2 separate regions of the Homo sapiens genome follow, and region 1 is linked to region 2. A link is an interaction called in ENCODE POLR2A ChIA-PET data of the cell type or tissue named here. Cell type or tissue: MCF 10A. All regions are shown on one strand. Links, peaks and the distances in the headings refer to the core of each region. The heading gives the core; the rest is flanking DNA.

Evidence for each region. Peaks named below come from ENCODE experiments on the same cell type or tissue, not always from the same donor. Only the 100,000 strongest peaks of a DNase experiment are listed, where the experiment ranks them.
Region 1: POLR2A ChIA-PET joins it to region 2 with 5 read pairs; 7 of 35 experiments call an interaction of 5 or more read pairs at or near these places.

Annotation. Positions count from the first base shown.
Region 1 is chr11:117,316,755-117,326,670 of GRCh38, reverse strand. It overlaps a transcript of CEP164 not described here. Among named protein-coding and RNA genes, the nearest start is that of BACE1, 5.5 kb to the right of the region's middle. In MCF 10A, for the core only: no CTCF peak of the experiment used is centred there; a DNase peak (open chromatin) is centred at 7,040.
Region 2 is chr11:116,765,659-116,772,616 of GRCh38, reverse strand. BUD13 (BUD13 spliceosome associated protein) reads left to right here. Exons shown (of 10, transcript NM_032725.4): 2 at 2,395-2,488. Among named protein-coding and RNA genes, the nearest start is that of BUD13, 3.8 kb to the left of the region's middle. In MCF 10A, for the core only: no CTCF peak of the experiment used is centred there; no DNase peak of the experiment used is centred there.

The DNA of each region.
Region 1 (9,916 bases), core at 5,965-8,464, 550 kb before region 2:
CAAAATAGAGTCATTTGTTTTAAAACCCTGACAAATGGAGCCAGGGAAGACCATGAAGAGAGGGTTCTCACGCATGAATACCTGATAACAAAAACTATCGACCGGGCCTGGTGGCTCATATCTGTAATCCTAGCACTTTGCCAGGCACAGTGGCTCACACCTGTAATCCCAGCACTTTGGGAGGCCAAGGCGGGTGGATCACCTAAGGTCAGGAGTTCGAGACCAGCCTGGCCAATATGATGAAACCCCGTCTCTACTAAAAATACAAAAATTAGCTGGGCATGGTGGCACACGCCTGTAGTCCCAGCTGCTCAGGAGGCTGAGGCAGGAGGCTGAGGCACTTAAACCCGGGAGGTGGAGGTTGCAATGAGCCCAGATCAAGCCACTGCACTCCAGTCCAGCCTGGGTGACAGAGCAAGACTCCGTCTAAAAAAATAAATAAAATAAAAATTCCTACTTGAGCCAGGCACAGTGGCTCATGCCTGGAATCCCAGAACTTTGGGAGGCCAAGGCAGGTGGATCACCTGAGGTCAGGAGTTAAAGACCAACCTGATCAACATGGAGAAACCCCATCTCTACTAAAAAATACAAAATTAGCCAGGCATGGTGGTGCATGCCTGTAATCCCAGCTACTCGGGAGGCTGAGAGAGGAGAATCGCTTGAACCCAGGAGGCGGAGTCTGTGGTAAGCCAAGGTCTCGACATTGCACTCCAGCCTGGGCAACAAGAGCGACACTCCGTCTCAAAAAAAAAAAAAAAAAAAAAAGGTCCTACTTGCCCAGCCTCTATGGCATGTGTATACCTATTGCAATGCTACTTCTAAATAAATATCATTTTCTTTTGGAGTTTCCCTCTCTGTTATTTAGATTGACGTCATCATGTTTAAATTTAAATCCTTCTGCAGCAGTTATGCCTATACTTCCTTTATTCTTACTGTAAATGACAAATCATCGTCCCCTTTCCTCTCCATCTTCTTTAAAAGTCTTGGCCGGTCACAGTGGCTCACACCTGTAATCCCAGCATTTTGGGAGGCCGAGGCAGGCAGATCGCCTGAGGTCAGGAGTTTGAGACCAGCCTGGCTAACATGGTGAAACCCCATCTCCACTAAAAATACAAAAGTTAGCTGGTTGTGGTGGCAGGCACCTGTAATCCCAGCTACTCGGGAGGCCGAGGCAGGAGAATCGCTTGAACCCAGGAGGTGGAGGTTGCAGTGAGCCGAGATCTCGCCATTGCACTCCACCCTGTTTGACAAGAGCGAAGCTCTGTCTCAAAAAAAGAAAAAAGTAGGCCAGGCTGTGGTGGCTCACACCTGTAATCCCAGCACTTCGGGAGGGTGAGGCAGGTGGATCACCTGAGATGAGGAGCTCAAGACCAGCCTGGCCAACATGGCAAAACCCTGTCTCTACTACAAACACAAAAATTCACTGGGCGTGGTGGCACACACCTGTAGTCCCAGCTACTTGGGAGGCTGAGGCAGGAGAATCGCTTGAACCCGAGAGGCAGGGGTTGCAGTGAGCCAAGATCACGCCACCGCACTCCAGCCTGGGTGACAAAGTGAGACTCTGTCTCAAAAATAAATAAATAAATAAATAAATAAAGGTCTCACTGAGGGGCCAAAGGGACCAGACTGGGAAGGAATTCTGGGCTCACCAGCTCATCTACCACAAACCTGCACAAAACAGGGATTCAAAAAACCATTTGTAGACTTGGTCCCTATATCTAAGAATTTGCAATCTTTGCAATCAATCTGGTTTTTTGTTTGTTTGTTTGTTTGCTTTTTGAGATACAGTCTTACTCTGTCACCACCATGCCAGGCTAATTTTTGTATTTTTAGTAGAGACAGGGTTTCACCATGTTGGCCAGGCTGGTCTTGAAATCCTGACCTCAGGTGATCCACCCACCTCGGCCTTCCAAAGTGCTGGGATTACAGGCATGAGCCACCACGCCCAGCCCTGTTGATTTTAATTGCCATCCAAATGCTTAACTCTTGTGCCTTAGCATGGGTTCCTTGCTCTCTCATGGGAAGAGCTAATAAAATAAGAGATACTGTGGGATTAACAGGATTACCTTCACACAAATCAACAATTTGCATTTTATCAGGTTTCCCCATAGGTTTGTACTCAGAAATGCAAGCCAATTTATAAAATGCCCCCAAGGCAAACATAATTTAAAAAGTAAGACTTTGGGGGGAAAATAACAAAAATGACACACAAATTTTTTTTTTTTTTTTTGAGAGGGAGTTTGTTGCCCAGGCTGGAGTGCAGTGGTGCAATCTCAGCTCACTGCAATCTCTGCCTCCTGGGTTCAAGCGATTCTCCTGCCCCAGCCTCCCAAGTAGCTGGGACTACAAGCATGTGCCACCACACCGGGCTATGTTTTGTAGTTTTAGTAGAAATGGGCTTTCATCATGTTGGCCAGGCTGGTCTTGAACTCCTGACCTCAGGTGATCTGCCTGCCTTGGCCTCCCAAAATGCTGGGATTACAAGCATGAGCCACTGTGCCCATCCTGACACACTAAATGATATACCAGTAATATACCCAATGAGTGAAGAAGAGAGAGAGGACTTCACTCATAGGTTGTCTTCTACAGTAAGGATGAACATTTAGGGGTCATATTTCAAAGATGGGAAAGAATTGATGACAAATTTTTTCCCTACTCCTAGGTCAGAAACCACTATTAGAACTTTTTCTTACAACTCAACAGCCAAAACAAGAGAAAAAAAACCAAATAACCGGATTTTTAAAATGGGCAAACTGCCTTAAAAGACATTTCTCAAAAGAAGATATACAAATGGCCAACAGGTACGTGAAAAAATGTTCAACGTTACTAACCATGAGGGAAATGCAAACCAAAACCACAATGAGATACCACCTTATTCCAGTTAAAATGGCTACAATAAAACAGACAAAGGAAAACAAAAGCTGGTGAGGATATGGAGAAGAGGGAATACTTAAAATGTTGGTGGGACTGTAAATTAGTACAATCACCATGGAAACTGTATGGTGGTTCCTCAAAAAATTAAAAATAGAACTACCACACAATCCAGCAATCCCACTACTCAGTATATATCCAAAGGAAATGAAATTAGTATGTTAAAAAGATTTCAGCACCCCCATGTTAACTGCAGCATTATTTACATTACCCAAGATATGCAATGAACCCAGCTGTCCAACAACAGATGAATGGAAAAAGAAAATGTGGTATATATACACAATGATATAACATTCAGCCATAAAAAAAAATGGAATCCTACCATTTGCAACAACATGAATGAACCTGGAGGACATGGTGTTAAGTGAAATAAGCTAGGCACAGAAAGACAAATACCGCATGATCTCAGTCATGTGGAATTAAAAAAAAAAAAAGTTGATCTCATAGAGAGTAGAACAGTGGTTACCAGATTGAGGAAAAGAGAGCAGAAGATGGGAAAAGGTTGGTCAATGAGTATAAAGTTACTATTAGAAGGAATAGGCTGGGCACGGTGGCTCATACCTGTAATCCCAGCACTTTGGGAGGTGGAGGTGAGTGGATCACTTGAGGTCAGGAGTTCAAGACCAGCCTGGCCAACGTGGAGAAACCCCGTCTCTACTAAAAATACAAAATTAGGCCAGATGCGGTGGCTCACACCTGTAATCCTAGCACTTCGGGAGGCTGAGGTAGGCAGATTGCCTGAGCTCAGGAGTTCGAGACCAGCCTGGGCAACACAGTGAAACCCCGTCTCTACTAAAATACAAATAATTAGCTGGGCATGGTGGCGTGAGCCTGTAGTCCCAGCTACTTAGGAGGCTGAAGCAGGAGAATTGCTTGAACCTGGGAGGTGCAGGTTGCAGTGAGCCGAGATCACGCCACTGCACTCCAGCCTGGGTGACAGAAAAGACTCCATCTCCAAAAAAAAAAAAAAAAAAAAAAAAAATCTATCTATATACATATATATATATAAACACAAAATATGCCAGGCGTGGTGACACATGCCTATAATCTCAGCTACTTGGGAGGCTGAAGCAGGAGAATCACTTGCACCCGGGAGGCAGAGGTTTCAGTGAGCCAAGATCGTGCCATGCACTCCAGCTTGGGCAACAAGAGTAAAACTCTGTCTCAAAAAAAAAGAAAAAGGAAAAGGAGGAATAAATTCTGGTATCCTATTGCACAGTAGGGTGACAATGGTTAACAGTAACACTGATACGGTATATTTCAAAATAGCTAGAAGAGAGACTTTTGAATGTCCTTACCACAAAGAAATTATAAATGCATAATGTGGGCCGGGCGCGGTGGCTCACGCCTATAAATCCAGCATTTGGGAGGTCGAGGCGGGCGGATCATGAGGTCAGGAGATCGAGACCATCCTGGCTAACATGGTGAAACCCCATCTCTACTAAAAATACAAAAAATTAGCCGGGCATGGTGGTACACGCCTGTAGTCCCAGCTACTCAGGAGGCTGAGGCCGGAGAATCCCTTGAACCTGGGAGGTGGAGGTTGTAGTGAGCCAAGATCACGCCACTGTACTCCAACCTGGGCAACAGAGCGAGACTCCACCTCAAAAATAAATAAATAAATAAAGTGGTGGTCATGCTAAATATCCTGATGTGATCATTATGCAACATATATATGTATCAAAATATCAAATTGTACTCCATAAACATGTACAATTAAATGTTAATCAAAAAACAGTAACAGCCGAGAGCAATGGCTCACATCTGTAATCCCAACACTTTGAGAGGCCGGGGCAGGAAGATCCTTTGAGGCCTGGAGTTCAAGACCAGCCTGGGCAATATAGTGAGACCCAATCTCTTAAAAAAAAACCCAAAAATTTAACCAGGCTTGATGGTGTGTACCTGTAGTCTCATCTACAGAGGCTGATGTGGAAGGGTCACTTGAGCACAGGAGGTCAAGGCTGTAGTGAGCCATGATCATGCCACTGCACTGCAGCCTGAGTGACAGAGCAAGACCCCATCTCTAAATACAAATAAATAAACAAGCATTTTAATTCTGGGAAAAAAATAACTTTTTATTCTCTTTTTTATACTGTTTATTTGGGCTATACAGAAAACTACTCACATGATAAGAAAGGAAAACACTTGATAATCCTACCAATTATTTAAGGATACAAAGATATAAAATGTTCCCTCTACACTTTCAATCCACTTTATTTGAAACTGCAAACCGCCCTCCCATCTCCTTTCTCTATTTTATTTTTCTCTATAGCACATATCACCATCCAAGATACTATAATTTTATTTCTTTACTGTCTGTCTTCCTGCATTAGAGTGTAAGCTCCATGAGGACAGGGATTTTACATATCATTGTATCCTCAGTGCCTAAAATAGTGCTTAGCGTGTAGTAGGCACTCAGTGTACATTTACTGAATGAATGAATGAGCAAACTAAGGAAGAAATTAAACCCTACACTTCAAAGGAAACCACTGTTGACACTGTGGGTGCTATCTTCCATATTTTTTTATGCTTATGCAGATGTAAATGTATATACCTACATATTTATGCATATATGCACAGCCCATTCTTTTTAATTTTTACAGAAATGAGATCATAATGTTATTGTTCTAACATGTGCTTTTTTTTTTTTTTTGATACGTAGTCTCACTCTGTCACCCAGGCTACAGTGCATTGGCATGATCTTGGCTCACTGCAACCTCCGCCTCCCGGGTTCAAACAATTCTCTGCCTCAGCCTCCCGAGTAACTGGGATTCCAGGCATCCGCCACCACGCCCAGCTAATTTTTGTATTTTTAGTAGAGACAGGGTTTCACCATCTTGGCCAGGTTGGCCCTGAACTCCTGATTCACGCGCCTTGGCCTCCCAAAGTGCTGGGATTCCAGGTGTGAGCCACCACGTCAGGCCCCTGACATGCTTTCTTTAACTTGTCATAAACAGGCCGGGCGCGGTGGCTCACACCTGTAATCCCAGCACTTTGGGAGGCCGAGGCAGGTGGATCACGAGGTCAGGAGTTCGAGACCAGTCTGGCCAACGTGGTGAAACCCCATCTCTACTAAAAACACAAAAATTAGCCAGGCTGGCCAACATGGCAAAACCCCATCTCTACTAAAAATACAAAAATTAGCCAGACATGGTGGCACACGCCTGTAATCCCAGCTACTCAGGAGGCTGAGGCAGAGAATTGCCCAACGTGGTGAAACCCCATCTCTACTAAAAACACAAAAATTAGCCAGGCTGGCCAACATGGCAAAACCCCATCTCTACTAAAAATACAAAAATTAGCCAGACATGGTGGCACACGCCTGTAATCCCAGCTACTCAGGAGGCTGAGGCAGAGAATTGCTTGAACCTGGGAGGTGGAGGTTTTAGTGAGCCAAGACTGTGCCACTGCACTCCAGCCTGGAAGGCCAGTTTATAAGAAGCTATCCCATTGTTTTTAATGGTTACTTAGGATTTCATTGAACAAATGTCTTGTTCCCTATTTAATTTTTTTTTTTTTTTTGAGACCGATTCTCACTGTCACCCGACTGGAGGGCAGTGGCGCAATCTCGGCTCACTGCAACCTCTATCTCCCAGGTTCAAGCGATTCTCCTGCCTCAACCTCCCAAGTAGCTGGGATTACAGGCATGTGCCATCACACCTAGCTAAATTTTTTTTTTTGAGACAGTCTTGCTCTGTCACCCAGGCTGGAGTGCAGTGGTGCAATCTCGGCTCACTGCAACCTCCACCTCCCGGGTTCAAGCGATTCTCCTGCCTCAGCCTCCCAAGTAGCTGTGATTATGGGCACCCACCACCATGCCTGGCTAATTTTTTTGTATTTTTAGTAGAGACAGGATTTCACCATGTTGGCCAGGCTGGTCTCAAACTCCTGACCTCAGGTGATCCACCCACCTCGGCCTCCCAAAGTGCTAGGATTACAGGCTTGATGATTATTTTTGGTTTTGCTTAAAGAGATGGGGTCTTGCTCTGTCTCCAGGCTGGTCTTGAACTCCTGGCCACAAGCGATCCTCCCACCTCAGACTCCCAAGTGGCTTGGATTACAGGCGTGAACTATCACACCCAGCTTCATTTGTTTTGAATCCAAGGTTTTGCCATAGTACACACTGCTGAAATATTGTTGTTTTTGTTGGAAAGGGTCCTAGAAATGCCATTGCCCAAAGAGTTTGCATTTTTAACATATTAATAGGCATTGCAAATTACTCTCCAAAAATGGAATAATTTACAGTCCAAACAATACCTTCACCAATACCAAATGTTACCAATCTGAGAGGAGACGAAAGAAAGAAAAAGGAACAAAGAATCTACTGTTTTACTTTGTGTTCTTTCAACTATTAACGAAGTTAAGCTTTTTTCAAGGTTTTTTATGTTTATCATCCATTTGAATTTCCTCTGTGAATTAACTGTTCACATTCTTTGTTCATTTTTCTTTTTCTTTTCTTTTTTGTGTTTTGTTGTTGTTTTTCCTCACTCTTTCCCCTTACCCTTTGTTCATTTTTCTATCAGGTTGTTTGGGATTTATATTGATTTGTAGAAGCTCTTTGCACATTATAAACATTAGCCCTTTGTCTCTATTGTGTGATAAATGTTGTTTCTTAATCTGTGACTGATCTTTTAACTTTGTAAATGTCAGTTTTCTCAGTAGTTGCAACAGTAATAATCCTAATAGCTGACCTTTATTGAGCACTTACAATATGCTGGACACCATTCTAAATGCTTTACATGGATTGTCTCATCGAATTCTTACCTTTTGAGGTTTGAACTATTAATATCATTATCTCCATTTTACAAATGATAAAATCAAGTCTCAAAAAGGGGCCAGGCAAGTTGGCTCACGCCTGTAATCTCATCACTTTGGGAGGCTGAGGCAGGCAGATAACTTGAGGTAAGGAGTTAGAGACCAGCCTGGCTAACATGGTGAATTCCCGTCTCCACTAAAAATACAAAAATTAGCTGGGCGTGCTGGCGCGTGCCCGTAGTCCCAGCTACTTGGGAGGCTGAGGCAGGAGAATCGCTTGAGGAGGCAGAGGTTTCAGTGAGCTGAGATCATGCCACTGCATTCCAGCCTGGGTGACAGAGGGAGACTCCGTCTCAAAAAAAAAAAAAATTAGCCAGGCATGGTGGTGTGCGCTTGTAATCCCAGCTACTCAGGAGGCTGAGGCACAAGAATCGCTTGAACCCAGGAGGAGGAGGTTGCAGTGAGCTGAGATGAAGCCACTGCACTCCAGCCTGGGTGATAAAGTGAGACTGTTTCAAAAAAAAAAAAAAGGACTCAAAAAGTAAGTAACCAGAGTGGGCTCTCCCAGTTACTAATTGAACCAGAATTAGAACACTGGTGGTATTGGAATACTTCTGATTCTACAGAAGTTTTAAATATTTAAGTCATCAAATCCATCCAGTTTTTGGGTTTGTTTACCTTCTAGGGTTTGTTAGGGAGGTCTTCTTCAATATAAGATCATGAAAATATTCTATTTTTCCTGTAGTTTTATTTTAATGTTAAATTCTTTAATCTATCTGGAGTTTATTTTCAGAGGAATGAAATTGGATTTGGTTTTTTTTCCTTCCAAATGGGCTGCCAGACGTCCCAACAACAGTTTTTGAATAATGCGTCCATTTTCCTCTAATACGAATGCCATCTCTATCATATCTACAATTCCCATAGATACATTTCTCTATTTTGATTTCGATTTTTTTAACTTGTGTCTAATCATCTTATTGATTAGGGTTTTCTATCCATATCATATAATCTGCAACTAATGATTCCTTTGCTTTCCAACATATATAACACTTTTTCCATTTTCTTGTCTTTTGAGTCAATCAGACCGGTCTGAACCGTGTAGGATAAGAGTAGAGATAATGATCGGCCGGGCGCGGTGGCTCACGCCTGTAATCCCAGCACTTTGGGAGGCCGAGGCGGGAGGATCACGAGGTCAGGAGATCGAGACCATCTTGGCTAACACGGTGAAACCCCGTCTCTACTAAAAATACAAAAAATTAGCGGGGCGTGGTTGCAGGCGCCTGTAGTCCCAGCTATTCGGGAGGCTGAGGCAGGAGAATAGCCTGAACCCGGGAGGCAGAGCTTGCAGTGAGCTGAGATCCCACCACTGCACTCCAGCCTGGGCGACAAAGCGAGACGCCTTCTCAAAAAAAAAAAAAAAAAGAGTAGAGATAATGATCTTTCCTTTCCAAAGCCTGCCTTTAATGGGAGTAACGTAGCCTGTTATTACTACATTTGTTGTTGTTGTCGTTATCTTGTTTAAAAAGTTTCCTGGCTGGGTACAGTGGTCCATGCCTATAATCCCAGCATTTTGGGAGGCCGACGTGGGCGGATCACTTGAGGCCAGGAGTTCGAGACCAGCCTGGCCAACATGGTGAAATCCCATCTCTACTAAAAATACAAAAATTAGCTGGGTATGGTGGCGCATGCTTGTAATCCCAGCTACTCAGAGGCTGAGGCATGAGAACTGCTTGAACCCGGGAGGCGGAGGTTGCAGACTTGAGACCATGCCACTGCACTCCAGCCTGGGTGACAGAGCAAGTCTCCTTTTCAAAAGAAAAATGAAGATTCCCTTTCATTTTTTAAAAAAATTAAATCAGAGTAACTGCTGAATTTTATCAATGGCTTTCCACATTTGATAAACAATATATTGTTAAAACCATACCGGCTTTTCTCCTTTAAGCTATTAGAACTCTAACGCTTTTGGTTCAAGGCTTTAAGCTCTTACCAGTTAATATAGAGATACTTTTCGGAGTGTTAACACTTTAAAGCTATCAACAGCCATTTCTCCTCAGTCTGGCTGATGGTGCAGAAAATCAGAGGAGCCATAAGGATTCAAGTAGAGCCTCAAGGGCACAAACAGGTTCAGATGGGAGAAGACCCACTGGCTCTTACCTGCCCGCAGATCGCAGGCGCAGGAGAAAATAAGACAACTGCACTTTCCCCTTTTGGACCCTGCTCCGCTGGTTTG
Region 2 (6,958 bases), core at 174-2,673:
GTAGCGTCAGTGCGTTAAAGCCGGGGTGTAACTTTGATTACTCTTTTCCCGCCTTGGTAGACTTCCGTCCTCTCCCATAGAGAATGAATATTGTGCCTCGAGAATAATGGAGCGGATTCAAAGCCTCTGTGCTTGGATCTTTAGGGCCCGGTACCTGCCTGTGGGGATTCCCAGATCCCAAGGACTTGGTTCTGAATCAGAGACCTTTGATCACCTCCTGTTACTCTTAGTAATAGTCCTAACGTGAGAAGCTAACATTTATATAGTTATACTTTTCTTGCCAGGCACCATTATAAGAAATTTAAACATATATAAGTTTATTTAAGCCTCACCACACTACCATGAAGTGGGTATTATTTTCATATGGGACAACTTTGTGGCCCAGTGTAGTGGGCCCTACCAAATCGTTTTCCACCCAGAACCACAGAATGTGACATTTAGAAATAGGGTCTTTGGAGATGTAATCAGTTAAGATGAGGTCATACTTGATTAAGGTGGGTGCCAAATCCAAGATGACTGTTTGCCTTTTAAAAAGAGGGAAGTATGGATACAGACACAGCAACAAAGGAAAAACGACCATGTCTAGATGAAGGCTGAGATTGGATTGGATTTATGTTGCCAAAAGCCAAGGTATGCTTGGGGCTACCAGAAGCTGGGAGAGGCAAGGAAAGATTCTCTGCTAGAGACTTTCCAGGGAGGATGGCCTTGCAGACACCTGGATTTCAGATTGCTAGCTTCCAGAACTGCGAGAGAGTTTCTGTTGTTTTATGCCACGCAATTTGTGGTACTTTGTTACAGTAACCCTAAGGCACTGAGATACCCAGTGAAGTCACATTGTTCTAAAGAACTAGTCCAAGTTCTTTTCTGGTTTGGTGCTTGCCTTATTATTGTCTTCGTCTTTCTGCCTCGCTGACTTGTGTGGATCCTTTGGAGGCAGTGCCATGTGATGAAAGTAGCTTGAGTGTTGGAGCAGCACTGGTCAGAGTTCGAATCCTAGCTGTGCCACTTTATAGGCTGTGTACCCTTGGGCAAGGTGTTTCATCTCACTGAGCTGCAGTTTCCTTATCTTTAAAATGAGAATAATAATAATAATGGTTTTATTAAGTGGTGGTTGTGATTAGAGGGATTGCATTAAGTGACCCTGGCTTTTTGAATAACTTCACATCATGGCAGTCATTGTTATTATTTGGGCTCAGCTATATAGTTTATCCACGTAACAAACATTTATTGAATATTTCGTATTCCAGTTACTGTAGGGTGTTGAGGATGCCTCTGTGAACAAAAAAAACATAGTCCCTGTTCTTGTGGAGCTTATAGATTAATGGGAATACAGGCTTTAAGCAACTAATTACACAACTAATCGATATATTTTCTTTATGATAAATGCAATGAAAGTATTCCAAGAGTTTTTAACAAGGGTTCTTAGTCTTGAGTGAGTGTGGGATGGTGAGGGAATTGGGTGAAGCAGTCAAGAAAAGTTTGCCAAAGGAAGTTAAATTTGTGTTAGGACCTGAAGAATGAGGAAGAGTTTCCTGGAATGAGAAAGAGTTTCCTAGCACTTTGGGAGGCCAAGGCGGGTGGATTGCTTGCATCTAGGAGTTTGAGACCAGTCTGGGCAACATGGTGAAACCCTGTTTCTACAAAAAATACAAAAAAGTAGTCAGGCACAGTGGCACATGCCTGTAGTCCCAGCTACTTGGGAGACTGAGTAGGGAGAATAACTTAACCCCGGGAAGTCAAGGCTGCAGGGAGCCATGATGGTGTCCCTGCACTCCAGCCTGGGCAGCAGTGTGAGACCCTGTCTCAAAAAAGAAAAAGACTAGGGCCGGGCGCGGTGGCTCACGCCTATAATCCCAGCACTTTGGGAGGCCAAGGCGGGCGGATCACGAGGTCAGGAGATCGAGACCATCCTGACTAACACGGTGAAACCCCGTCTCTACTAAAAATACAAAAAATTAGCCAGGCGTGGCAGTGGTCGCCTGTAGTCCCAGCTACTCAGGAGGCTGAGGCAGGAGAATGGTGTGAACCCGGGAGGCAGAGCTTGCAGTGAGCTGAGATCGTGCCACTGCACTCCAGCCTGGGCAACAGAGCGAGACTCCGTCTCAAAAAAAAAAAAAAAGAAAAAGATTGAAAAGAGTAGATCAGGCAGAGGGAAGGAACTGCATATGTGAAAACTGATGTGATAGGAACTTGGCTCCTTTCTAAGCACCAAAGGATGACCAGGGAGGTGTTCAACCAAGGAAGTAGCAGTAGGAGATGAAGTTGACCTTGTAGACAAAGACTGGACCATGCAGGATCCTGTAGGATTTTGAACTTTATTTTAAAACCAATAGATAAATGTTTTTATGCTGGTATCCTAGAATGACTCTTTTTGATCTTCTTATTCTCATTTAGAATGCGGATTGTGGATGATGATGTGAGCTGGACAGCTATCTCCACAACCAAACTAGAAAAGGAGGAAGAGGAAGATGATGGAGATTTGCCTGTGGTATGTATCTTTGGGGCTGTCAGGATTTTGAAATGAAGCAAGCTTCTCAATTTCCTTTTTTTTTTTTTTTTTGAGACGGAGTCTCGCTCTGTCACCCAAGCTGGAGTGCAATGGCATGATCTTGGCTCACTGCAACCTCCGCCTCCCGGGTTCAGATGATTCTCCTGCCTCAGCCTCCTGAGTAGCTGGGATTACAGGCACCCGCCATCATGCCTGGCTAATTTTTTTTTTTTAATTTTTGTAGAAATGGGGTTTCACCATGTTGGCCAGGCTGGTCTTGAACTCATGACCTCAGGTGATCCACCCACCTTGGCCTCCCAAAGTGCTGGGATTACAGGCGTGAGCCATTGTGCCAGGCCAAGCTTCTCAAATTTATTTTTCCAGCTTAGGGTAGATTTGTAGGGGGGTTAGTTGAGAACAGAAAAGAGGTGACAGTTTCCAAAGAGCTGTTTAAAATAGTTTTCTTTGCTGATGCCTATACACCAACTTGTCTCTTTATGGAGGGTCCATCAGCCTAGAAATGAGATGGATCACAGAGAGAGGACTTCTCGACATCAGTGTTAGAGTAATGATGAGACTTAGCTGTGGTTCATTTTGTTGGAATCTTTCTTAAAAACAATGCTGAGGTTCAGTTATAGGGAACTTTTTATTTGCTCCTTTTTTCAGTGCTTTAACTAAGCTTTCAAATTGTATATTCTTGCCTAAGTACTGGAGATATGTAGATTAATAGAACATAGCTGTATTTTAGAGATTATACCCTAGAATGAAAAACTGAATTTCAGATAAATTTCAACAGTATGGTAAATGTTGGGGATGTTTCACATACGTACCAAGTACCATTAGAGCCCGGGGAGGTAGCATACTTTGTATTCTGTTGGGAGATATCCTGAAAGATGTAAATACTGAGTTTTGAAGGGTAAGTAAGAGCCAGGTGGACAAAATCATAGGCAAATGACCTCCCAGTGGTTCATGAAACCATTGCTGAGAATTTCTGAGAAACAAAGTGGAAAGGAGAGCTGTAGATAGGCTGAATTCCACTAAAGTTGGTAAAGATGGATTCCAGTGAGTATTTAATATTAATTCCCAGCAAAATTCTTTTTTTTTTTTTTTTTTTGAGACGGAGTCTCACCGTGTTGCCCAGGCTTGAGTGTAGTGGTATGATCTCGGCTCACTGCAAGCTCTGCCTCCTGGGTTCACACCATTCTCCTGCCTCAGCCTCCTGAGTAGCTGGGACTACAGGGGCCCACCAACACGCCCGGCTAATTTTTTGTGTTTTTTTTTGTATTTTTAGTAGAGACAGGGTTTCATCATGTTAGCCAGGTTGGTCTTGATCTCCTGACCTCGTGATCCGCCCACCTCGGCCTCCTGAAGGGCTGGGATTACATGTGTGAGCCACTGCACCTGGCCAATTCCCAGCAAAATTCTAAAATAGATTATTTAAAAGAGGGCTTGCTAGTAATTAGAAGGGAAATAGTGATCTTAGGGAGCCAATTTAGTTTTGGTCAGAAGAAGTAAATATTAACAATGTTTGTTGTTTTTTTTTAATTTTATAAAAGCAATGCATATTTATTACAGAATATTTGGGAATTAAAAAAAGTTTAAAGTTTTTAAAAGAATAAACACTTGCATGTTACCATCCAAAGATAACTGCTAATACTTGGATGCATATCTCTTCAGGTTTTTCTCTTTAGAGATTATACACGCTTGTATTTTATTTTTTTGAACATAATTGGGATCATATTGTACATAGGGTTTTGGAGTCTACTCCTCTGCTAAATAATATGTTGTGGATACTCTGGTAAGACCTTAAAATATTCTTTGAGTGTATGATTTTTAACGGTTATGTAGTAGTTCAATATATATATTTTATCTGTTCTGTTACTGGATACATGGATTGTTTCCACTTATAAAATATCATACATCGTTGTACATAAATCATTTGTAGAAATCAGTTTATTTCTTTATTCCCATAAAATGAAATGAGTGGATCAAAGGGTATGGTTCGCTTTAGTTATATTCCCATGTTGCTTTCCAAAAGGTGCTACCAATTTACACTCCCACTAGAGGTGATGAGAATGCCAGTTTGCCTACGTCGTCAATATTAGAGCACTATTATTATTATTATTATTATTATTATTATTATTATTATTATTTTTGAGACAGGGTCTTGCTCTGTTGCCCAGGCTGAAATACAGTGGTGTGATCATGCCCCATTGTAGCCTCTACCTTCCAGGTGCAAGCAATCCTCCTACCTTAGTCCTGCACGTAGCTGGTACCACAGGTGCGCACCTCCATGCCTGGCTAATTTTGGGTATTTTTTGTAGAGATGAGGTCTCTGTGTTGCCCAGTCTGGTCTTGACCTCCTGGGCTCAAGTGATCCTCCTGCCTAGGCCTCCTAAAGTGTTGGGATTACAGGTGTTAGCCACATGCCCCACCAATATTGAAGGATTATTAACAAAACAAAACCAATAGCAAACCTATGCTGATTTAGCAAGTGAGTAATGGTATCCAGTTTCTTTTTTTTTTTTTTTTTTTTTTGGTGGAGTCTCACTCTGTTGCCCAGGCTGGAGTGCAGTGGCGTGATCTCGGATCACTGCAAGCTCCGCCTCCCGGGTTCACGCCATTCTCCTGCCTCAGCCTCCCGAGTAGCTGGGACTACAGGCACCTGCCACCATGCCTGGCTAATTTTTTGTATTTTTAGTAGAGATGAAGTTTCACTGTGTTAGCCAGGATGATCTTGATCTCCTAACTTCATGATCTGCCTGCCTCGGCCTCCCAAAGTGCTGGGATTACAGACGTGAGCCACCGTGCCTGGCCCAGTTTCTTTGAACACTAGTGAAATGAATCATTTTTTATATGTTCATTAGGCTTATGTTGTGGGTGTATTTTATCATTTGCCTTTTCACTTAGTTCATAATTGTTTTTATTATTTTTTTTTTTTGAGACATATTCTCACACTGTCACCAACGCTGGAGTGCAGTGGCTCAATCTTGGCTCACTGCAGCCTCTGCCTCCCAGGTTCAAGTGAACCTCCTGCCTCAGCCTCCCAAATAGCTGGGATTACAGGCGCCTGCCACCATGCCCAGCTAATTTTTGTGTTTTTGGTAGAGACGGGGTTTCACCGTGTTGCCTAGGCTGGTCATGAACTCCTGGGCTCAAGCAATCCACCCGCCTCAGCCTCCCAAAGTGCTAGGATTACAGGAATGAGCCACCGCACCTGGCCATTTTCTTTTATAATATTGTCTTGCTTTTATGATGGCCCAAAAACCTAAACAAAGGAGGCTTTAGTGCCACTGCTCTCTGCATTGGTTAAAACAGATCTTGATTACTGAATTCATTTTTGTAACTGCAAGATCACCACCACCACCAGTAATAATGGTAAAACGATTATGATGATTACGATAGCAGTGGCAGCACAGGAATAATTAATAGGTGTCATTTATTGGGCATTTATCATGTACCAAGCATGGCTAAGCTTACGTGAATTATCTCATTCAATCCTTATAGCAATCCTTTGAATCCCACTTTTACAAATGAGGAAATTGAGGCTTAGAATAATTTACCAAAGGTTACACAAATGCTAAGTGGCCGAGCTGGGGTTTAGATCTTAATTCATCTTGCCCGAAACCTGTGCTTTTAACGCTCAGTGAGAGATCTCAAAACTGGGTTATATGAAGAATGATGGTAGGATTTTGGGAGAAGTAGAGGGCTATTATGACCTGGATTTAAATTCCAGTTCTGCCACTTGTTAGCTTGTGACATTGAGAAAGTTACTGAACTTCTCCGAATCAGTTTGCTATTCAGTAGTGTGGAGCCTTTCTTTACAGGATTATTGTGAGAATCGAGTTAGATTATATGAGTAAACCACAAAACACAGTACCTTGCACATAGTTGCTACTCTGTAACTAGGATTTATTATGCCAGCAATCTTGAAAGTTTGTCATGTGGACTTACATCACAGGTCAGAACTAGAATGAATTCAAAGAAGTTATAGGAAGGCAGATACGGTACTAGTAAAACTAAGAACTTTCTAACATTTTTGAAAAATGCAGTGGACTGTGTTGTAAGATAATGAGTTCCTTGTCAGGAAGGGATTGGGCGAGTGACCACTTATTAGGAATACTATAGAGAAGATTCTGATTTGTTCAGAAGTTTAGAAGATATGAAATGTGGTTTTAGCTCTTAAAGATTAATGATTCTGTGTACATCTCAGTGGCTCTTTTTGGTTGTATTCAAGAAAACCTATCACTGTGACTACCTACAACAAGAAAGGATTCATAGAAACCCAAAGTCCTTGATTAGTGCTAGGCATGATGGGGGGAGCCACCTATGTTTCCACTGTTAATGTAGAAGTAAAAGTGTAAAAGGAATTTAGTTGTTAGTTTACAAGTGGCTGTTGTGTACCTAGCAGGTTAATAAAAAGGTTTGTAATGAAAAAAATTAACCTTTGCAGGGTAATTGATTAATTAG